3 separate regions of the Homo sapiens genome follow, and all the other regions are linked to region 3. A link is a loop called in an ENCODE intact Hi-C map of the cell type or tissue named here. Cell type or tissue: mammary epithelial cell. All regions are shown on one strand. Region 1 overlaps LINC02299 (long intergenic non-protein coding RNA 2299). Region 2 holds the start of LINC02299 (long intergenic non-protein coding RNA 2299). Region 3 overlaps VRK1 (VRK serine/threonine kinase 1).

What was found. Peaks named below come from ENCODE experiments on the same cell type or tissue, not always from the same donor. Only the 100,000 strongest peaks of a DNase experiment are listed, where the experiment ranks them.
Region 1: it touches region 3 in a loop (4-fold over the local background); 2 of 110 quality-filtered maps call a loop at or near these places.
Region 2: it touches region 3 in a loop (4-fold over the local background); 6 of 110 quality-filtered maps call a loop at or near these places.

Annotation. Positions count from the first base shown.
Region 1 is chr14:96,759,609-96,767,608 of GRCh38, reverse strand. All of the region lies in intron 3 of LINC02299 (long intergenic non-protein coding RNA 2299), which reads right to left. Among named protein-coding and RNA genes, the nearest start is that of LINC02299, 22 kb to the right of the region's middle. RefSeq lists an enhancer at 4,785-4,834. In mammary epithelial cell, no CTCF peak of the experiment used is centred here; a DNase peak (open chromatin) is centred at 4,728.
Region 2 is chr14:96,738,055-96,746,054 of GRCh38, reverse strand. LINC02299 (long intergenic non-protein coding RNA 2299) reads right to left here and starts at 4,864. Exons shown (of 4, transcript NR_146552.1): 1 at 4,844-4,864; 2 at 1,786-1,894. RefSeq lists a silencer at 4,313-4,362 and an enhancer at 4,698-5,198. In mammary epithelial cell, a CTCF peak has its summit at 4,461 (motif pointing right); no DNase peak of the experiment used is centred here; H3K4me3 peaks cover 645 bases.
Region 3 is chr14:96,848,567-96,856,566 of GRCh38, reverse strand. VRK1 (VRK serine/threonine kinase 1) reads right to left here. Exons shown (of 13, transcript NM_003384.3): 6 at 3,628-3,736; 7 at 3,401-3,493; 8 at 1,211-1,343; 9 at 317-437; 10 at 1-39. Among named protein-coding and RNA genes, the nearest start is that of VRK1, 55 kb to the right of the region's middle. In mammary epithelial cell, a CTCF peak has its summit at 3,547; no DNase peak of the experiment used is centred here.

The DNA of each region.
Region 1 (8,000 bases), 89 kb after region 3:
AAAAAATCAATGAATCCAGGAGCTGGTTTTTTGAAAAGATCAACAAAATTGATAGACCGCTAGCAAGACTAATAAAGAAGAAAAGAGAGAAGAATCAAATAGACACAATAAAAAATGATAAAGGGGATATCACCACTGATCCCACAGAAATACAAACTACCATCAGAGAATACTATAAACACCTCTACGCAAATAAACTAGAAAATCTAGAAGAAATGGACAAATTCCTCAACACATACACCCTCCCAAGACTAAACCAGGAAGTTGAATCTCTGAATAGACCAATAACAGGCTCTGAAATTGAGGCAATAATTAATACCTTACCAACAAAAAAAAGTCCAGGACCAGATGAATTCACAGCTGAATTCTACCAGAGGTACAAGGAGAAGCTGGTTCCATTCCTTCTGAAACTATTCCAATCAATAGAAAAAGACGGAATCCTCCCTAACTCATTTTATAAGGCCAGCATCATCCTGATACCAAAGCCTGACAGAGACACAACAAAAAAAGAGAATTTTAGACCAATATCCCTGATGAACATCGATGCAAAAATCCTCAATAAAATACTGGCAAACCGAATCCAGCAGCACATCAAAAAGCTTATCCGCCATGATCAAGTGGGCTTCATCCCTGGGATGCAAGGCTGGTTCAACATACACAAATCAATAAACGTAATCCAGCATATAAACAGAACCAATGACAAAAGCCACATGATTATCTCAATAGATGCAGAAAAGGCCTTTGACAAAATTCAACAACCCTTCAAGCTAAAAACTCTCATTAAATTAGGTATTGATGGGACATATCTCAAAATAATAAGAGCCATCTATGACAAACCCACAGCCAATATCATACTGAATGGGCAAAAACTGGAAGCATTCCCTTTGAAAACTGGCACAAGACAGGGATGCCCTCTCTCACCACTCCTATTCAACGTAGTGTTGGAAGTTCTGGCCAGGGCAATCAGGCAGGAGAAGGGAATAAAGGGTATTCAATTAGGAAAAGAGGAAGTCAAATTGTCCCTGCTTGCAGATGACATGATTGTATTTCTAGAAAACCCCATTGTCTCAGTCCAAAGTCTCCTTAAGCTGATAAGCAACTTCAGCAAAGTCTCAGGATACAAAATCAATGTGCAAAAATCACAAGCATTCTTATACACCAATAACAGACAAACAGAGAGCCAAATCATGAGTGAACTCCCATTCACAATTGCTTCAAAGAGAATAAAATACCTAGGAATCCAACTTACAAGGGATGTGAAGGACCTCTTCAAGGAGAACTACAAACCACTGCTCAATGAAATGAAAGAGGATACAAACAAATGGAAGAACATTCCATGCTCATGGGTAGGAAGAATCAATATCATGAAAATGGCCATACTGCCCAAGGTAACTTACAGATTCAATGCCATCCCCATCAAGCTACCAATGACTTTCTTCACAGAATTGGAAAAAACTACTTTAAAGTTCATATGGAACCAAAAAAGAGCCTGCACTGCCAAGTCAATCCTAAGCCAAAAGAACAAAGCTGGAGGCATGACGCTACCTGACTTCAAACTATACTACAAGGCTACAGTAACCAAAACAGCATGGTACTGGTACCAAAACAGAGATATACAGCAATGGAACAGAACAGAGCCCTCAGAAATAATACCACACATCTACAACCATCTGATCTTTGACAAACCTGACAAAAACAAGAAACGGGGAAAGGATTCCCTATTTAATAAATGGTACTGGGAAAACTGGCTAGCCATATGTAGAAAGCTGAAACTGGATCCCTTCCTTACACCTTATACAAAAATTAATTCAAGATGGATTAACGACTTAAATGTTAAGCCTAAAACCATAAAAACCCTAGAAGAAAACCTAGGCAATACCATTCAGAACATAGGCATGGGCAAGGACTTCATGTCTAAAACACCAAAGGCAATGGTGACAAAAGCCAAAATTGACAAATGGGATCTAATTAAACTAAAGAGCTTCTCCACAGCACAAGAAACTACCATCAGAGTGAACAGGCAACCCACAGAATGGGAGAAAATTTTTGCAGTCTACTCATCTGACAAAGGGCTAATATCCAGAATCTACAATGAACTCAAACAAATTTACAAGAAAAAAAACAAACAACCCCATCAACAAGTGGGCAAAGGATATGAACAGACACTTCTCAAAAGAAGACATTTATGCAGCCAACAGACACATGAAAAAATGCTCATCATCACTGGCCATCAGAGAAATGCAAATCAAAACCACAATGAGATACCATCTCACACCAGTTAGAATGGCGATCATTAAAAAGTCAGGGAACAACAGGTGCTGGAGAGGATGTGGAGAAATAGGAACACTTTTACACTGTTGGTGGGACTGTAAACTAGTTCAGCCATTGTGGAAATCAGTGTGGCGATTCCTCAGGGATCTAGAACTAGAAATACCATTTGACCCAGCCATCCCATTACTGGGTATATACCCAAAGGATTATAAATCATGCTGCTATAAAGACACATGCACACGTATGTTTACTGCGGCACTATTCACAATAGCAAAGACTTGGAACCAACCCAAATGTCCAACAATGACAGACTGGATTAAGAAAATGTGGCACATATACACCATGGAATACTATGCAGCCATAAAAAATGATGAGTTCATGTCCTTTGTAGGGACATGGATGAAGCTGGAAACCATCATTCTCAGCAAACTATCGCAAGGACAAAAAACCAAACACCGCATGTTCTCACTCACAGGTGGGAATTGAACAATGACAACACATGGACACAGGAAGGGGAACATCACACACCAGGGCCTGTTGTGGGGTAGGGGGAGGGGGGAGGGATAGTATTAGAAGATATACCTAATGCTAAATGACAAGTTAATGGGTGCAGCACACCAGCATGGCACATGTATACATATGTAACAAACCTGCACGTTGTGCACATGTACCCTAAAACTTAAAGTATAATAAAAAATAAAAATAAAATAAAATAAATAAAGTGCACAATAAATGTAAAGGGCTTGAATCATCCCAAAACCATCCCCCACCAACCCCTGGTTCGTGAAAAAAAAAAAAATTGTCTTCCCTGAAACTGGTCCCTGGTGCCAAAAAAGTTGGGGACTGCTACCTAAAACAACATCCATTTATTATCTTAGTTCAGAAGGTCAGGTGTCATGATGACATCGCGGGACTCTGCTCAGGACTTCACAAGGCTACACTGAGGGTGTTGGCTGGCTGCTTTCTCACCTGCAGCTTGGTGTCCTCTTCCAAGCAATTCCTGCTATTGGCAGAATTCGGTTCCTTGGGACTGTAAGTTCTTCTTGGCGATCACCTGGGGGTCCCCTCAGCTCCTTGTGATTGCCCTCTGGTGCTTGCCTGTGGCTCCCTCCACAGGGATCCCTTGCATGCACAGTTCTCAATAGGGTCCGCGCTCCTATGAGAATCTGATGCAGCCACCGATCTGACAGGAGGCAGAGCTCAGGCGGCAATGCGAGCAATGAGGAGTGACTGTAAATTCAGATGAAGCTTCACTTGCTTGCCTGCCACTCCTTCCTCCTTCTGTCTCCTTCCACCACAGGGGCTGGGGACCCCTGGCTTATATGAATTAAATGTAGGCTTAGCAGTTATAGCAAAAACACAAAATAAGTGGCTCAAAGAAAAGAGAAACGTCCACTCACCTGTCTAGGAGCTGGCATGGCAGCTTCATGGCACTAAGAACCCAGGCTCCTTCTGCCTTCTGGATTTGCCACCCTAACTTGCTACCTGACCCACCTCTCAGTCCCCTTTCAAAGCAGCAAATTGAGGAAATAAGGGGAACACTTCCACATTTAAAGGCTTGTGCCAGAAGTGGCACACAAACATTACTTGTCTTCACAACGGAAAATCTGAAACTTTTCACAGCCTGGGTTTTGAAACTTGGCCACCTCTAGCCACAGAGAAGCCAGGAAAGTGTCTCCTTCTAGGCATTTCACTCAGCTACAAGTCAAGGGTTCTCTTATCTTAGAAAAAGGAGAGAACCAAGGTTGTGGACAATTAGGAGTCTCTGCCGCAGTAATCAAAGATCTATCTCTTTAAAAAAAAAATCACCATGCCAGATCGTTTTAAGAACAAATTCCCCCAAACCTTTAAAAAATAGTTTTAGATCTATTGACTTTTATAGAGCATAGGAAGCTTCCCAGCCCATCCTTTCAGGTTGGCATCACCCTGATATTAAAAACAAAAATAATGCACAGATAAAGAGAACTACAGGTCCGTATCACTTATAAACATAGAAGCAAATCCTAAATAAAATATGATCAATGGTCTGTTATGGAAATCACACAACTTAATCAAGTAGAGCCTAATCCCAGAAATGCAAATATGGTTCAACATTAGGAAATTCACTTTATTAACAGATCACAAGAGAAAATCATATGGTCATCTCAAAATATGTTGAAAAATAATCTGGTAAAATAAAATAACTAATCCCAGATTTAAATTAAAAAAAAACTTTTTATTACCTGGAAATAGGAGGAAATTTCCTTATGTTGATAAAGAACATTGTGGCATTGATTGCTGTAGCCCCCCCATCATCAATTCTCACTTCCTCCCTTTTGTAATGGTTCCTAAACCCTAGCTTTAGTTGTAGTTTAGAACTATAGCTTTAGGTGGGTATGTGGTCACTAAGTTACAGACTACATTTCCCAGGCTCCTTTGCCATTGAGAGTGGTCAGGTGATTAATTTCAGCCAATGGGATGTGAATAGAAGGCATACCTATAATTTGCCTTGTTACTGCTTTAAAGAGGAAGCTCGACATCCCTCTCCTATCTCCCGCTAGCTGGAAAACAGCAATGACTGATCATGTTTGGAAGCTACCTGAGGAGAATAGCAGAACCAGCCCTGTGCTGCCTACCCGGGACTATCACTGTGAACTCTTATGTAAGAGATCAGTTAGCTTCTATCTTATTTAAGCCATAGTATTTTGGAGTCTTCTTGTACCATTTAGCCTATGCCCTAAAACCCCACAAACATAATTTCCAACGATGAATCATTAGAAGCCTCCCTATTAAAGTCAGGAACAAGAAAAGGATACCTGCTATCATCTTTATTATACGACATTTTGCTGGAGGTACTAGTCAAAGCAATTAGGTGAGAAGAGGGATAAAATAATAAATATAAGAAAGCAAGAAATTTACGTTCCCATTTTGTGCAGGCAATATGATCATTTGCTTTCTAACTGAAGAAGCACTAGAAAGAATAAGAGATTTCAATAAGTTTCTGGAATATATATAATAGGTTTTCTTTTTTATTACTTTTTTTAAAAATTTTAAGTTCTGGAATACATGTGCAGGATGCGCAGGTTTGTTACATAAGTAAACCTGTGCCATAGAGGTTTGCTGCACCTATCAACTCATCACCTAAATATTAAGCCTCGCATGCATTAGCTATTTATCCTGATAATAGGTTTTCTATACACAATGACCAATTGGAAAATATAATAGGAAAAAAATCCTGTTCACAAAAAAAAAATAACATTTGTCAGTACAAATATGTAGAAATAAACTTTACAAAAAATGTGCACATTCTATTTTTTAAAAAAACTATAAGCTTTTCTCAATGATATAAGACAGCTTTAAAAAAATCAAGAGCATACTATTTGTAGATGGTGTACTCTGCTATAAAGATGTCAGTATTCCTCAAATTCACTTTTAAATGTTATGTATTCCCAATAAAAAGTTTATAGAACTTGATAAAGTGATTTTCAAGTCCATCTGTTTGAGTCCAAGAAGAATAAAAATGTCAAACATCTTACATGTTCTAGTAGCTTAAGTACTAGAAACAGACACAGAAACAGACAAATAGATCAATGAAATAAGAGAGAATACAAAAAAGAACTGTTGGATAAATGACAATTTTGTTGGTGGTAAAGATGGCATCTTACATTAGTGGAGAGCACAGACTATTCGAGAAATAACCTTGAGATAATTGGCCCTCCATTTAGAAATAATTTTAGAACTTTACCTCACACCATATACAATAATAGATTCTAGTTAAATCAAACAGCTAAGAGTAAAATTCTAAACTATAAAAGTGTATGACTAAAAGATAGGGGAACAGTCTCTAGAATGCCAAGTGAGCAAGACCTCCCTCAGCAAGGCACAAAAGAAGCCGTAAAGTGTCAGATCTCAAATCTTTCCCTCTGTTCCAGCCACACTCCTAGCAGTTACTGGACATTGCAGGCAGGCTCAGCTCTTGCTGTTCCCTAGGCCTGGCTGTTCTTCCCCCAGGCCTCTGTTTTAATGTTATCTTGTTAATGAGGCCTTCCCTGACCCTTTTCGAAAAATAGGCTTCGCTGGGCGCCGTGGCTCATGCCTGTAATCCCAGTGCTTTGGGAGGCTGAGGCAGGAGGATTGCTTGAGGCCAGGAGTTAAAGACCAGCCCAGGCAACACAGTGAGACCCCGACTCTACAAAAATAAAATAAAATAAAACTGGCCAGGCTTGTTGCTGCACACCTGTAGTCTCAGCTACTCAGGAGGCTGAAGTGGGAGGATCACTTGAGCCCAGGAGTTCAAGGATCCAGTGAGCTATGACTGTGCCATTGCACTCCAGCCTGAGCAGAAGAGGAAGACCCTGTCTCCAAAAAACAAAAAGCAAACAAACAAAAAACAGGCTTTAAAAGTAAAGTAAGCCTCTACTGCAATTCTGTGCTGAAGCGTAGCTCTACAGGAACATGGTGGAATCAAGGGCTTTTTTTGTTGGAAACATCTAATAGATTAATTTGTCTAACAACACATTTAGGTCCTGAAGTCTCTCTATAACCTGTGCTTAAATGCTTCCAATGTCAGGGAAAGCATTATCCTCCAGGAGGATCTGTTCTGTCAATCTATCCACCAACCCATCATTCATCCACCCACCCAGCCATCCATCCATCCACCTATCTGTCCAACAGCCCACCCATCCTTCCTTGCACCCATTCATTCATTCGCTACCTCCTCATCCTTCCATCCATCTTTCCATTTATCCATCCATCTACCCACTCATTCATCCACAGCACCATTACACAAACATTTACAGAGCATGTATTATGCACCAGGCATGGTGGTAGGCACTGGGGTTTTTGAATTGAATATATCATGGTCAGGCTGTCAAGGACTTCAGAGTTTGTGCATGTAAACAAATAACAGTAACACATTATGACAAGAGCTGTAACAGAGTTCCTTTTCAACTGCTGTGGAAGAATGGAAGTAATAACTTCTGGGGGTGTCAGAGAAGGTTCCCAGCAGGGATAGCATGTTAGCCAGGAGCTGAAGAATGTCTAAGAGATATCCTCCAAGCAGAGACGGGAAGAAGGGCATTATAGATGGAGGGAATAGAAACAGAATGCAAACATGTATACACACAAAAGCTTCATAAAATTGCAAATAGGAGGGCAGGACAGGGGATGTATGAGATGGGGAAGAGTGAGGCAGGAAGAAAGGCATCAGGCAGTGTGCCTGGAAATGTGACAAGAGACGGATTCTGAAAATCTTTGCAAATCTTGCTTAGGTTAAAGTTTTGGTGAGTAGAATGTTCTCTAGAAATCTCCGTAAAAAAAAAATATGCAAAGAATCCCCATGCTGTTCTTACATTAATCTGTGCTGCCGGCTTGGGCTTAGATGCAGCTTTGCAAAATATATTTTTTAAAGTTTCATTATGCCACTGTACATCAAAATAGGCCAATATAAATTATAATACGGTCATGCCAATAGGACTTGCAAACACAATATTTTAAGTTTATATTGCATTCCAAGACCCATAAAAATTATTCCGAATGGCTGTTTGCTTTTTGAAGCCAAATGAAAAGGTATTTGCAATTTGATTATTAACAAATCAAATCACTGATGTGATATTGGATTCGGTACATCTCAAACTGACTGAGAGTGAAAAATCCTCAGTGGTCAATTATGTAGCATGGCTGGTTTATAGTTTCCTGTGTGTCATTAAGAATAAGCACCACGGCCAACTCAGATTTTATTTTGATTTATT
Region 2 (8,000 bases), 110 kb after region 3:
CTACCTATTCTCAAAAGATTATAAAACTAATGGAGGAAGCAGACATAAAACTGCAGCGTGAGAGTCCAGTGAGAACTGGAAGCCCTGGGAGCCACAGGATCCCAGTCCAAGAGCCCAACCTGACACTGGGAAGCCAGGTGAATAAAGCAGAGCCAGGATGGGGGTGAGCAAGGCTGGAGGAGACACTCAGTCTGTGGGGAATGCAAGTCCTGGCCCTGTGACTCATGGATACACTGGAAAATATTTAATGACTGGCTCTGGGGGGAAACAGACGTGATGTGTAGTGTCTGCCCACTCCCCTGGTGTAAACGCTGCCATTTAATGACTGGCTCTGGGGGGAAACAGACCTGATGTGTAGTGTTTGCCCATTCCCATGGTGTAAATGCTTCCATAGCTGCTGATGTCAAGCTACCAATGTTAAGTCACTGCAGGTTGGGAAGAGATGCAAACATGTGCTCCTGCAAGCTGGTGCAAGCTGGTGCCAGCCAGTGGAGGCCGACTCCAGCATGCCACTGAAGTGACATCTAGAGCAAGGCCTGAAGGGCTCATCACAGGGTGGACACAAAAGATGGATTTGAGTTTGAGTGAGACCAGAGGCAAAACTGAGGACAGGTTTTTACAGAGCTGTGCTGTCCAATACTGTACTCACTAACCATATGTGGCTATTTGGTTTAGATTAAAATGTATTACAATTAAAAATTCAGTAGTTTGGTGGCACTAGACACATTTCAGATGCTCAGTGGTTACATGTGGCTAGTGGCAATCACATTGGACAGCACACGTTTTAGAACATTTCCATCCTCATTGAATGTTCTATTAGCTAGCACTGTAGGGAAGGAGGGAGGCAGGATGAATTTCTAGCAAGAGAAGAGAAGCTGTGACATGGAAGATGAAGGGTCAGCTAAAATAAGCTTCCTCAATGTCCCAATTTCACCAAGGATCAGCCTCAAATGAAGGATGGGTTGAATGAATGAAAGTTAAGATGTTGAGCTCCTCTACTGTGCTGAGCCTTTTTTTCCTTTTCTTTTCTGTTCTGTTCTGTTCTCTTCTCTTCTCTTTCTTTCTCTCTCTCTCTCTTCTTTCTTTCTTTCGTTCATTAGCTTGTTCTTTCTTTCTTTCGTTTTTGGTCAGGGTCTCACTCTGTCACCCAGGCTGGAGTGCAGTGGCATAATCTTGGCTCACTGCAGCCTCGACCTCCTGGGCTCAAGCCATCCTCCCACCTCTGCCTCCCAAAGTGTTGGGACTACAGGTGTGAGCCACCACACCTGGCCCTGTAGTGAGACCCTTGCTGGGTGATCTGCTCCCTGCCCTTGAGGAATTTACAGCCCTGGTACACAGTAGGTGCTCAATACATGTGTCAAGGCATTTTGGACCATCTTGGGGACAGTGCTCCATGGAGCACGCTTTGGGATGCACCTGTCCAAACACAGCCCTGTGTGAGCAGGTGAAGCCCAGGGCTGCAACTACTGCTCAGGTGCTCAGGTGCTGGCCCACAGATCATCCGGCTTGGGCTAAGACACCCATCGGGAAGTAGCTTTCTCTCCAGTGAGACTGTACTGTGTATGTTCCTTGTTTCATCAGCACACAGGAGCATGGTGATGACCACAGATACACAGTGCTCGGGTCAGTTGCTGAGGAAACCAAGCCCGTGTTTAACAGCTAAGGCAGCAGCAAGCCTTTGGTGGAGCCCAGCACAGCCCCACCTCATGGAGTGGAAGCCGGATTGGAATCTAGCTACACTTTTCTCCAAAACCCATGCTCCGTCCCTACCCCCCACACACTCACCTCTTGATCACTTTCATATCACAGCCCCTGCTCATCCGAGAACCTCGTTTCCTTCCCAGAAGTCCTCCTTACTTCTCTTCCCACAGAGCCCGTGTCGCTTTCACAGCCACTTTAAAAAGGAAAAACAAAGGTGACTTTTATTCTATTCTAAAAGTAAAATCTCACTCTTTCAAGAAAATTAGAAGGCAAAAGAGAAGTGGAAGGATAAAGGAGGAAAAACTTTGCCCATAGTTCCAACCATACAAAGACAGGCACTGTGCGGGTATTTTCTGTGTAACTTTTACTTTGTGGAGCATCTTTTTCGTGATCATGCTGTGGATTCAGCTTTGAATCCTGCTTTTTGTCTCAGCACGCGATCACCTGCACTCCCAGGTTACTGTACTCTTACCAACATGGTTCTCCACGGCAGCATCAATTTTAAGTGGCGGGTGGACCCTGGTTTACTCAAATCGTCATCCACTTTTGTTGGACATCTAGGTTATTTCCAATTTCTCTTTCAAGTATGGCAGCTTGGTTTACTTCTCCAGCTTTTTCCACGTTTCAGAATCTTTCTTTGGGATAGATTTTCAGCAGTGGAATTACTGGATCAAAAGATATGTGTATCTGGCTGGGCACGGTGGCTCACACCTATAATCCCAGCACTTTGGGAGGCCAAGGCGGGCAGATCACCTGAGGCCAGGAGTTCAAGACCAGTCTGGCCAACATGGCCAAACCCCGTCTCTACTAAAAATATAAAAATTAGCCGGAGGTGGTGGTACATGCCTGTAATCCCAACTACTAGGGAGGCTAAGGCAGGAGAATTGCTTGAACCTAGGAGGCAGATGTTGCAGTGAGTGGAGACCTCACCACTGTACTCCAGCCTGGACAACAGAGAGAGACTCCATCACAAAAAAAAAAAAAAAAAAAATGGTGGGAGTATCTTAAAGTTTCTTAATACAGATTGCCAAATTTCTTTTTACCAATTTATACCCCCAAAGCTCAGGTGTGGTGGCTCACACCTGTAGTCCCAACACTTTGGGAGGCAGAGGTGGGAGGATAGCTTGAGCCCAGGAGGTTGAGGCTGCAGTGAGCCAAGATTATGCCACTGCACATCCTGTCTTCTCTCCTCCCTCACCAGCCTTTGATTTTATTGTAATCTTTCCTCACTCCATAGGTTCATGTACTAACTCATTGTTTTATCTGAATTCCTTTTATTATTTTGGTGATGGAGACTTCTCTCAAATACCAACAACCGTTGAAAAGTTTGGTGGCCACTAAAACTGGACATATCTTTAATAAAATTGTGCCAGGTTCCAAGGCTGCCCGATCGGCAGGGAAGATGCAAGGCTGTCCTGGAAAGTCCAAACTCTGGGAGCTTGTGGAGGATTCTCCGTGACCACGGCCTTCTGGACTCTGGTATCCCATCCCCATCACCATTCCTACACTCACCTAATGCCACCTCTTCAATGAGGACAGTGAATTCCAAATAAACGGCTATTTGTCTGTGTTTATAAAGCAAAGGACAAACAAAAACAAGCCTGGCCTGAGGGGGCTGCAGAAGGCACCTGTCACCCTGCAGACCAGAAGCTCAGGCAGCAAGATCCAGTGGAGACTAATTCCAAGACGCTGGACGGAAAAGAGGTGGCTGGCATTCTAGATGACTATGCTAGAGGCCTGTGGCTCTTCTGTGAAACTCCCTGGGGAACAGGGGGCAGAAAGAATATAAACAGAAATATGAAGTTGGAGGCTGAGAAACAGAAAAGGAGAGAAGAGGCAGGGCCTAGTGGCTCAGGCCTGTAATCCCAGCACTTTGGGAGGCCAAGGCGGGCGGATCAGTTGAGGCCAGGAGTTCCAGACCAGCCTGGCCAACATGGAAAAACCCCGTCTCTACTAAAAATATAAAAATTAGCCGGGCATAGTGGCGGGCACCCGACAGTGAGAGCCGGAATCGCGCCACTGCACTCCAGCCTGGAGGGAGACTCTCTCAAAAAGAGAGAAAGAGAGAGAGAGGGGGAGAGAGAGGGAGGGAGAGGGAGGGAGACAGGTAGGGAGGGGAGAGAGAGAGAGAAGAAAAAGTTACAGGGAAGAAAAAAAGACAAACGGCGAGAATGCTGTAGGATGGGGAAAGGCAGACAGAGCAAAGTGGAAGTCAGAAATTGTGATCCGCTGCTCTAAAATAAATCAAACAGGGAGAAAAGAGAGACTCAGGGGTATGTGGACAGAGAGTAGAATGGGGAGGCACAGGACAAGGGAGTCCCCCAGGCCGGAACAGGCCAGAAAGCCAGAACCTGGTCGAGGGGAGGGGGCGAGCAGAGCGGCGGGGAGCAGACGGGAGAGAGGGTCGCGCCGAGCCGCGAACACCCGAGGAAAGGCAGCCCCGCCGCGCCACTTCCAAGGGTCCGGGCTTGGGCCACTCGCCCCATGCCCAGGGTTCGGGGGCAACACCAGCGGGCGGCCGCAGCCAAGGAAGGGGCTCCCCAAAGTTTGCAATAAAATCACCCACGCCCGCCTCCGTCTCGGAGGGACTTCGTGTAAATGCACGAGCCCAGGCACCCCCTCGGCCCCTCGCCCCCCTCGCCCCCCAGCCTCTGCTGCAGCCCGGGCTGCTTCTCCCGCGGGCGGGTGGTGCTTGGAGGCGGCGGCGGCGTGCGGGCCAGCTCGTGGTAATCCCCGATGCTGACGCTAGAGGGCGCGCAAAGGTTGCTGCGCCGCGCCAGGTCTGCGAGGAGCGGCGGGTAGAAACGCAAAAAGCGTAGGGCCTGCGGGTGTCGGCACCAGCAGTGGGGTGCTAGGGGCTGGACAGTGGGGTGCCGCGGAGCCGGGCAGTGGGGTGCTGGAGGCGCTGGCCCGGATGGCTGATGGGAGGGTGCCATGCAAAGAGGTGTTGCTCACTTTATTTATTTGGAGAGAGGTTGCCCCTGCATTAAATCTTTGCAAGACTGAAACAAGCCGGTGCAAAACTAAATGAGAGACAGGCGGAGGCAGGCAGGGCAGGAGATGCCCCACACCTCGCTCCCTGGGTTATGGAACCCCCAAAACTGCTTTGGGGGAGAAATAGTCTGATCCCACCAGTACTCACCTCTCCACACACACGCACGTCCTTTCAGAATGGGGTTGGGCGGGGGAGGTGGTGAACTTTAAAAGGCTTTTAAAGGAACAACAACAAAAAAAAAAAAGGTTTGCACAAGGCTGAGGTACTTGAAATGATTTTTGTGTTGCAAATTGCTATGCTTTTACTGAGGCGCTGATGAAAATAAATGAAGCTCCTCTCTCTCTTTTTGCTAATAAATGAAATGAAAAAAGCGCCATTATTATGCCACCTGCTTCTAATTCCTAATTGTGGTAACTTAATTCTCAGATTGTTGTTAGCTGCTTAATATCGCAGGCGCACAAGCAAAAATAAAAATATGAGGGCCGTTTGGGTCTTTTTTGGCCAACGAGGTGGAAGGTGCTTGGACTCAGTTTTTTGTTTAGTTTGGTGACAGTTCCCACAGTGAAATGTGTGCACGGTATTGGAAGGGAGAAATCTTTATTCTCTTCAGCATCCCAAGGGGAGCTCAAAAGGAATAAAAAGGCTTCTGAGCTGCTCAAAACCTAAATAAATAGTCCATGAAAAATGATCAGTGACAAGGTCCGTATTTTTTCCATACTGAAATAGAATGGTGCATATTTCCTATAAAAGAAGAAAACATTAATTTTTATAAGCTGGTTCCTAAATGCCTTCTATGAACCTCTGAACCACACAGTTCCCAGCCTGGGCATTGTAGCTGGGTCCCTGGCTGAAAAACCTTTCTTTCGGGTGTGTCACAGATGACAGGTAAACTCCTTCCCAGTCATTATTTCCGGGCCCTCCAGTCTAGGGAGGTGGGGATGGCCATGGGGCGGGGGGCGGTGGGGGGGGGGGGTGCGATGAGACTCTTAAAATTTCTCCCAGGCAAATAGAAATTAGCAGATCTGAATCACAATTCTGTGAAAGTCAAGAGCTATATTTAGCTTCTTCTCTTATTTTCCATTAAAACCAAGTTTTTTTGTTTGTTTTCCCTGGTCTCTCTTATTGTTGGGAAGTTCTGGAGTATCAGACTTGTCAGGAGAGTGTGAGAGAGCCCGAAATAAGTACAAATTTAGGAGAGAAAATGCCATATTTCTCTGGTACAATTATGAAAGGATAGAATATTGCCATACACTGTAACACATTTTTTTTTCTTCTCTAGTTCCAGGCAAACAGCTAAATAAACACATAATAAGCATTTAATCGAGAACAATTTGTCACAATGTTGCTAGTCAACAAGACAGAACTGCCTTCTGTGAAACCGAATAAAATCAACTTAATACTTCATGCCCTGGCCTCCTTGGCCTTTGAGTTTTTCACATGAGATGCGTTTGTCCCTTATGACTGTGAATGAGAGTACCTTGGAAAATGCTGGCTCAATTGCATCCAAGCCAGTTTGGGGCCTGCCGGGGAAAGCAGCCAGACAGACCTTCAATCCCAGTTCAAACTACCCTCTAAGTGTTGCAGTGACACATGGCAATGTCCTGTTGACCATAAAATCCCGTTCTAGCAGACGAGAACACTGTCCAGCTCTAAGCAGAAGGGCAGCCCGCTCGAGCAGACCGCGAGATGCTGCCCAGTCCAAAACGTGAGCAAAGTTCACAGGGGAGAGAACGCAGCGCAGCCGCCCCGAGTCAGCCCTGAAGCAAGAAAAACCAAAAGAAAACACTTGTGAATGAAACTTAAAGCTCTCAATGGAGCTGGAGCAGCAGGTGCTGTTTAAATAACCAAAATAAGGTTGCAAGCAACAGATCCTATGTTTGCTGGGTTCTTTCCTATGCTGCATGACATTAGAAAGGGAGTGTGTAAAAATATAAGGCTACATCTGCAGGCAGAGCTAGGCTGATGGTGAGGAGACGCAGCAAATGAACCCCAAATTCAGGAAAATATGCAAAAGGTTTGCTCTTTAAATTCTACAGGAAAACAGAAAGTGGAAAATATGTGTGTCTGGGTTGTAGTGAGGAGGGATAGATGAAACATAGAATGCTAATGTGTCTCATGATCAACCGAGAGTATCTTATTTACATCTTAAGCTATTTGTTGCTGATTTTCCATGCAACTGTTTTGTACTGGAATTCTCAAAGCTGAACCAGAAGCATTTAAATGACCCTGTACGTTTGCTGTGTGTCTTCTAGAAGGTGTAGACACACACACGCGCGCACACACACACACACACAGCCGGTCCCACATCTATGTGCATAAGCCGCATATACTCCCCCTTATCTCTACAAATCTCTGCCATCTCTATATTCCCAAACACAGGAGAATCTATGTATTTATTTCTCTCTTGAACTCGACTATGCAACACAAGTCAACACTCTTAAATGTCATCTTTTAATACCTCATGTAAAAGGCAAACTTTTCCTAACATGCTTTTCTCCAATCCTATTTAATGAACTCCCCTGAACACTGCATGTACCCAATTTCATCTGTAGAGGTAAGGCATAATATTAAAAAAATTTTTTTTTGGTATTAAAAAATGAAAGGAAAAAAGCAGGGGAAATATTTTGAAAGTCAATTAAAATTTTGTGTACGTTTTCATTTTTTAATGATAAATTAAGTTACTAATTTTGTCCGTGCTCTTTGTAGACACTGCAGGTTTAATTGCTAATTGTTAACTGCGAATGAATACATTTGCATATTAATTAGCTCCCAATTTACATTTTTAATTTGCTTCCTTCAAAAGGTGCAAGATAAAAGGTCGTGTTATTTTAAATAATTTATGCTTTATTGCATGAAATACGCTAATATGAAATGTGCCTACTAATTTTAACCCCTTTTCTAAGAAGGAAAATGAATACCATTAAAAGGGGAAGGCAGAACTGGTGGTGTTTTGAAAAACAACATTATGCTACGTTGTACCTCAGCAGCAGAACTGCTTTTTCCTGCAGTCTCCTTAGGCTGAAAAAATGAATGCATTTTTTTCCTTTACCATCCGTTTAAAAAGTGATAATATATTTGAAGAACAAAACAGCTGCAGTGGGGGGAGCCTATCAGTCCTTTATCCAGGAAAAGATAGACAAAATGAGTCTTGTTTTCTAGTCAATATCGCCAGCAAGTGGAAGTCCTCCCAACACCGCCCCCCCACCCTGCAGTGGAGACGCCTCCAGCAGAAACCGCTTCTCCCCACGCCAGTCTCCTCACCCACCAAAAGAAAGTTTTGCAGCTCACATCTTTCTCTAGGCTT
Region 3 (8,000 bases):
AAACATTTGTCCATCAAACTTGCAATATTTTCTCTGTATCTGTTAAAAATTAAAGAATGAGTCACTGAAGCTTGATGTCATATGTTAATATGAAATAAAAATATATAGCACATTAAGCTATATTGTGCTACATCCTAAATATGCTTACAGACATTTTTCTAAAATAAACAAAAGACCAAGGAACCTTACTGTTTAACAAGTACTTTCTTATTTCTATATCAGTATCAGTTGAAACTATAGTTCCTATCAAGAAATTGTGACTAAAAACATTTGGCTTATCATGATTTTGCTAGAAATAACTTAAGTTTTCCTTTACCTAATTTTGGAATCTCTAACATATTTAGGATCTTTCAAATTATCCTCCCAAGGAAGATGGCCAGTAAGCCATTGGATCATGCAATAACCAAGTATTTCCAAATCACCACGTCTTGATGGGGCTACAAATGCAAGAGAAGAACATTAGGTAGACTGAAATAATTTTTAATGTATAATTTAAAGTATATATAAAGTAATAACATAAAACAAGTCAACTCCACAGTCTGTTTTTCATCATAAAATTTTGACTGCATTTCACCTAGGTACTGAACATTGGACAGTATAAAAGAAATAGCTTACCTCCCAATTAACTTCTAGCTAATAATCTACTTTAAAACCCAAATTGGTAAATTTCAGGGTTTCAAGCGGAGACTGTTAGTCTAGAAATAAAACTAGTTTTCCTTTGGAAAACTTGAAGATATTCTTAAAATTTTTATATGCTATTAAGAGGCCCAGAGAACTGGGTATTTGAGTTCTTCCACAGCTTTGAGCACAGAAGAAATGACTGCTGAAGAAATAAACTAACTTAACAGGTAACAAAATAAAAGTTAGCTGTTACAAAGTTGTAGATACATAAGAAACTTGAGAAAAAACACAAAAACAAACATTCCAATTAAACTAAATAAAACCAAAAAGAAATCCTCATGGCAGCTGAATGAACCACTACCACCTTCTTGGTTATCTTTGAAGGCTGCGAGGAAAAGGCAGGACAGAAGAACACAGATGGTCCTGGAATACAATTGTAGGAGTCTCACCTCTGCCTTCTTTCCTCATGCCACTGTGCCTTTTCAATTTTTATTTATCTATTCATTTACTTATGCATAATTAAGAACTATGTAGGAATCTGGGTGAAAACATTAGCAGTCTATTTCTCACTCCAGTACTACTGACATACCCACGCCATTGTGTGCATCGATGCTCGTGAATTCAATAGTGCCATCGTGACATCTTTTGGGGTCTTCTTTGTATTCTTTATGAACTCCTTCTGGGCAGTACCGATAAGCAAGGCCATAATCTACCAAGTACACCTATAAATTTCCAAGCACCAAGACAAACTAAAGTCAAAATCACTGCACATATAACCCTTTAAAGCACAGAAACAAAATACTGGCATCTGAAGGTGGGTTCACCTACAAGGTCATTCCATAACACTCCAAACAATTTAGATCCAAAATGCAAACAACAGCAAATACTTAATTCTGAAAGGCTTTTTATTTTTAATAAAAATGTTAAATGACCACATAGCTACAGTGTAATCACTTGACTTTATATACTTTTTTAAGATAAGTATATGTTATACTTGTAATTAATCTTGTCTCAATTTGAACGAAAATTATACATTTTATACTTTATCTTACAGACTCTAAAATTGAGCACAGAGCAAACCGTCAATACTTGTTGCAATACAACTGCTACTTTCCACACAGAAAAGCACACCCAGTAGAAGACTGCTAATGATGCTGACACATGATATGTTAGTTACCTTCTATTCCTCTGTTTCTTCACTTGTAAAATAATCAAATTTCAATTTACTTTATAAAAACATTTCATACATCATAATAATGATCTAAAGAACTGTTAGATCAGGCTTTTATCTATATCTAAATACTATATTCTAAAGCCAAGTCTTCATGATTAAAAGTAAATTTTAATATTATATACATACTTATTCGTGGGCATATACATGTGGGTCTGATTAGCATACAAAGCTAATAAACTTGGCTTTCTTCCATTCCATAGCCACACATTACATCTCTAATTCTGAGTAAATGTCACAAATGCATGCATCTGGGCACAAGAGGAAACTGAAGTAAAAATATGTGGCTAGATCTAGCACATACATCTAACACTGGAAAAATAATCCCATCCAAAGCATATGTCTGAAGGATAACAGAGCTGCAAAAATATTTCCATATAAACAAAGGCAGCATGTTTTAGTCACCTACAAAGTGATATAAGTTGTATTTTATTATACTGTACAAGTCCAGACTATTTCAATTAATGGAACCCTTATTGTTCAGGTTGTTAGCTGCGTTTTCTTTGTTCTTAGCCTAGAAATATCTAAAAAGAAATGGCTAGAAAGAGCAGAGATGAATTTGATGATTGCCTTTTTAAGATTTCTCCATTAGCACACTATCTTAATAGTATAGTAACTTTCTTCTTTTATACTTATATAGATTCCCTTCTATCCACCATAACTGACATTGGAGGAAGGGAAGCAAATACGAGACGACAGAAAAAGAAAAGAGAGCCAAAGGAAAAAGGAAAAACTAAGCAAAGGTAGTTAAAGGTACATTTGAGAGAAAGAATGAAGTACAGAGTACTGACAAATAATTACAATAATCAAAGTACCCAAACACATTTAAAATGTTTAAATCTTCCTTTTTATGTAAGATCAAGTAAGAAGTGAGAACATACATTAAGTATGAATGTCAACTAAACCTTACTTTCACCGAAATCACAGAAACAGTTATACAGGAAAATTGTATAGATCCCTCTACTTCAACTAAACTGACCTAAATAAAGGTATAATAACATTAGCTTTTCTCCTTTCCTTAGAAAGTAAAAATTACAAAGGGAATGTAATAAGCTAAAAAAAAAATGCACATTTGAATTCCAAACACTAAGGGTATACAAATTTAGACAGCTAAGATATTTCTGTAAACCAATTGATTTGAATAATCAACATGTTAAAGACCAAATTTTCCAAGTAATAGAACACTTACATTTGATGGATTTCTTGAACAAAGGAATAAAAAAAGTGACAAAGCAGACAGGCAAACATAATTCATTGGTGTACTATATAATTTTAAGCTTCCACCCCCAAATAGCTATTTGAAATTCATTTTGTATCACAAGCACTTCTTCTGAATATTATTTAGGGCAAAATAGCCAACTTGATAAAGTGCCAACAAATCACATCAAAAATGTAGAATGTTAACTAGATCAAAGTGTCAAGAAGAAATATTATTACCATATCTACTTCAAAAAGTAAAACTTCTACACAGGTTCAAAAGTTCAAAGCAACCATATTTATTTTCAAACAACACGCTTTAAATAGTAGAAATTAAAGTTATAAAACTACCTGGTCAGGATTCTTGTAGTTCAGAAGAAGATTTGAGGCCTTGATATCTCCATGCACATACTCATGCTCGTGAATATATTCCAGAATATCCAGCTATGAAAGTATCATACAGAATAAGTTAATGCAGTACCTAACACCAGCCAGCAGAGGACCAAGCTTCAACATAAACTAGCCTTTACTGTACTCAAAACAATTTTTTAAAAACAAGAAGAACATAGCTCACATACAATTCTTAAGCTTAGCTGCAAGACAGTTTTCCGAGAAAACCTTTTGGCATTTGCTTCATATATTTTCTGAAGGTCACTCCCAAAGCGATCCATTATCATAAACCTGTAACTGAAGACAAATATGAAAAGCCAATGAACAAAATACAATGCAAGAAAACCAACTTTGTAATGAGTACTCTCAAAGTAATTTTTTCAAGACAATGTTTAGTAAAGAAGTATTCTTTAAAAAAGAAATACAAACATTTGAAACAATTTCTCCCAACTAGAAATCTCAAAGAGTTCAGAGTGCTTTCAGGTCCTGCTTTTTACCTGGAGGGCCTCTTCCTGGTCGCAGCTAGTTTCAAGAGACTATTCAATTTAAGATAATGCTCACAGAGAGAACCCAACAAGTTTATTCACGGTAAAAATAAAACAAGCTGAATAAAAATGACAGCATTGATTTTTCTCATAGTTAAAATTAATTCATGTTTCTGGATATCAGCTTCCTTCCTGTGACTGTTTCTCCTTATTTTTAAGGTATATTTCAGCAGTAACAACATTCTGCTAAAATCAAGATTCTCGTGAGATGCTTTAACAAAAGCCAGATTCAATACCATTGTTTAAATGGCGTAAAAGGATTGTACATTAAACACTCAATGGCCAAGATTTGGGGAAAAACAAATATCCTGAAAAAACATGAAGATAACTGGCTTTGCATAAAGCAGCTATGTCACCTTGGCTGAGTCACATTACTTCCTGGGCCTCAATTTCCACAGAAGTAAAATGAGAGAGCAGGGACTCACCCTTTCTAAGGTCACTTTCAACACCCAAAACTCAGATTCAATAATCACGTTATATTTCAGTATGTACAGAAAAGCATCACCTATTTGCAATAACACTGCTTAGCTTCTGCTCTGAGGACCACTTTTATCTTCAATAGTTTTCCAGATTCTAACTTGTCTGGTGAAATCATTCAGTAAATCAATAAAAATCAAAACCACACTCAGAATGTATCAGGACATCTCCAATGAGGAAGATTATGAATCATCAACACCATAACATCTAGCATTTACTGAACACCTGGTATGCACACAGCACTACTGTAAGTACTTAAAACGTTATTAATGCATTTAAACCTCACATCACTCTATAAAGTAGGTAACTCCTATCATACCCATTTTACAGCAGAAGAAAACTGATAATTTGTCCTCTAGTATGTGGCAAAATCATGCTTTTAACCCCTGTACTACATATTAACTGAAATAAATGTCAGTAGGATACAAAAATCCCATTTATATGTTATAGGCTTCTATGATAACAATATGACAAGTTCAATAGGGAAGGAAGAGTTGACTAACATTAAAAGACAAGATGTTGAACAAGTAACTCAGAATTCTATTCATTTTTGAACTGGAAGAAAATTAGAAAATCATCTTGTCTAAACATCTTTTAATAAATAAAATAACTAAGGTCTTTGGAGGTAAAGTGATTTGTCCAAGGTTATAAAATTAGTCAGTGGTGGCCGGGCCTGGTAGTTCACGCCAGTAATCTCAGCACTTTGGGAGGCCAAGGCTGGTGGATCACCTGAGGTCAGCAGTTCGAGACCAGCCTGGCCAACATGGTGAAACCCCGTCTCTACTAAAAACACAAAAATTAGCCGGGCACGGTGGCAGGAACCTGTAATTCCAGCAACTCGGGAGGCTAAGGCAGGAGAATTGCTTGAACCTGGGAGGCGGAGATTGCAGTGAGCCAAGATTGAGCCACTGCACTCCAGCTGCACGACAAGAGCAAACTCCACCTCAATTAAAAAAAAAAAAAAATTTGTGACAAAATATATTCATTCATGTAAGATTTCCTAGCACCTTGGCTTGTAAGATAATAAAGTGAAAATGGTAACTTTGACTTCCTGGTTTCCTTTGTGTAACAGATTTTGCAAGGTTGAGAGATGAGACCAGGGCACATATACATGTTGGCTTTTACTAAATAGGTGATGTGTGTAATGATTATAACATAGGATGAGCATCTCAAATCTGAAAATCTGAAATCAGAAGTGCTCCAAAATTAGAAAGTGTTTTTAGTGCCAACAAGATGTTCAAAGGAAATGCTCACTGGAGCATTTTGGATTTCCCATTTTCAGATTTGGGATGCTCAACCAGTAGGTATTAACGCAAATATTCCAAAATCCTTAAGAAATCCCAAATCTAAAATACTTCTGGTGCCAACATTTCAGATAAGGCATACTTAACCTGTAATACACAGGTAACAAAAATACAACCTCTGTAACAGCCTGAAAGGTGGCTAAAACACAACTGCTTAATTCAACATGGGGTCTATTAATAAATTCTGTTACATAGGTCTTTGTTTTTATTCACAAATCACCCTACCACTACTCTTAATAAGACCTTAATCTTGTCACCATACCTAAATCATAAACATCAACTGAAACATGATTCCACAAATTTCACAGAAACCATTACCACATTCTTCTGGAAAGACGGCTCTACCATTGAGTAGTAAAATGAAAGCTATTTCTAAGTAACTCCTCTAAAGTAAAACCTTTGATGTATACTTTTCTGGAGACTTGGATAAAATGTGCAAGTAAAAGAAAAATATAAATCAGTGTAAAATAATTTAATAATGGTAGCAGCTAACATTGCTCTAAGCCCTACATACATATTAATTCAAATGAGTTACAAGGAAAACTAAGCATGTCTGGCATGGAAGGGGGCTGGAAGAATAATCTACTTTCTATTTCTTTACTTTCTAAGACCTATAATGATTCTTTTTAAGAGCTTCAACCTAAAAAGTAAATCAATGCCTGATATATGACTAATGCCATCTTTTTAAAGGAGACATTTCTAGCAACCTCATTTTATAGAAGAAATGGGCTGGGAGGTAAAGTCATCACTAGTAAGTGGTGAGTTAAGACTTAGACTGTGTTCTCATTTGTCACCACACTCTAAGGCACTTCTGATCCACACCAGGGAAGTTCTTTCCAGCAGTGCCCAAGTCAGTCAGCTTACAGAGTCAACCTTGGACCCACTTAGTCCCTGGTCACCTCACAGGAGTCACACAAACAAAAGCCCTGTTTAACTGGTTCTGAACTTTATCATAAAATGGGTGATAAGAATGTATATGGTAAAATGTGATATGACAGTGTGGGCTACTTTTAAAAAGACCATCATTCTCAAGCAACATACCACCACTGACAAACAAAAATCATAGACAAACAAATGAAACCAATTATGATAATCACAGTGATGATGACTGCAAGAAACATTTCCTCAGCACTTACTCTGTGCCCCTTACAATTTACATGTTTTCAATTCATCTTCACAGTAATTCATAAAGTAAGCACTATTATCCTCATCTCACACATAGGGAAACAAGAGAGACAGAAAGTTAACTAGCCCATGACCACACCTGATGGAGTCAAGTACAATCAATCTAGTGCTAGATTTGTTTGGTGTTTAGGTTTTGCTGCAATATACCGTGCTTGGTTTTTTTTTTTTAAGACGTTTATACTCAAATTATGGAAAGAGGAAAAGGCTGTTATTCCAAGTCTAAAAATGCTCTAGCCCCAGGTACACTTTTCTTCCAATCATCTCTATGAAATGTGGTTTTCATAATGTACTGTTCCTTAGGAATATAACTATTGTATACTGGAGCACACAGTCAAACAGATTTGCTTCCTAGCAAGTCATCACTAAGGGTTTTTCTTGTCTTACTCCCCTTTAGACAGTCTTTAATTCACCATGTAAGCCATTTCCCAAATGCCACTTTCACCACCATGTCACCTCATCCCTTGCTCAAGAGCAAGTGATAGCTTCTGACTACCTACTATACATGGGTTCCAAACTGTTCTTTCCTCTATGGGTCTTCATTATCTGCCACCGACTCCTTCTCCAAGTTTATTTCCTTCTCTCTTACACACATGCCCTCTTCCTCTGCTACAGGAAGACGGCCATTGGGTCATACAGTAGAATAAAAGTCTATCCTGCCTGTGCTCACGTTCATCTCCCACTTAAGATGCTGTTCTGCCTCTTCAATGATTTTCTAAACCAGTAGGTTTTAACATTTAAGCGATTAAAGACCCCTTTGAGAGCAAAAGCTAACATCTATGTTTTACATATACTCTTGTAGCTTTATACTAAAACATCATTAAGTGGGTAGCTGTTACTCCATTTCACAGATGAAGAAATTAAAGCAAAAAATTGCCCAAATTCACACACATTTTAAGGGGCAAAACAAGGTTTTAAAACTAGGCAGTCTAGCTCTAGAATCCTTGCTCTTAACTAACTTAACTAATCCTTATTCTATAGTATTTCTCCAGAAAATATTATAAAAACTATAATATATTTTGCTATCCCAGCAAAACCATATAAAATAAAATG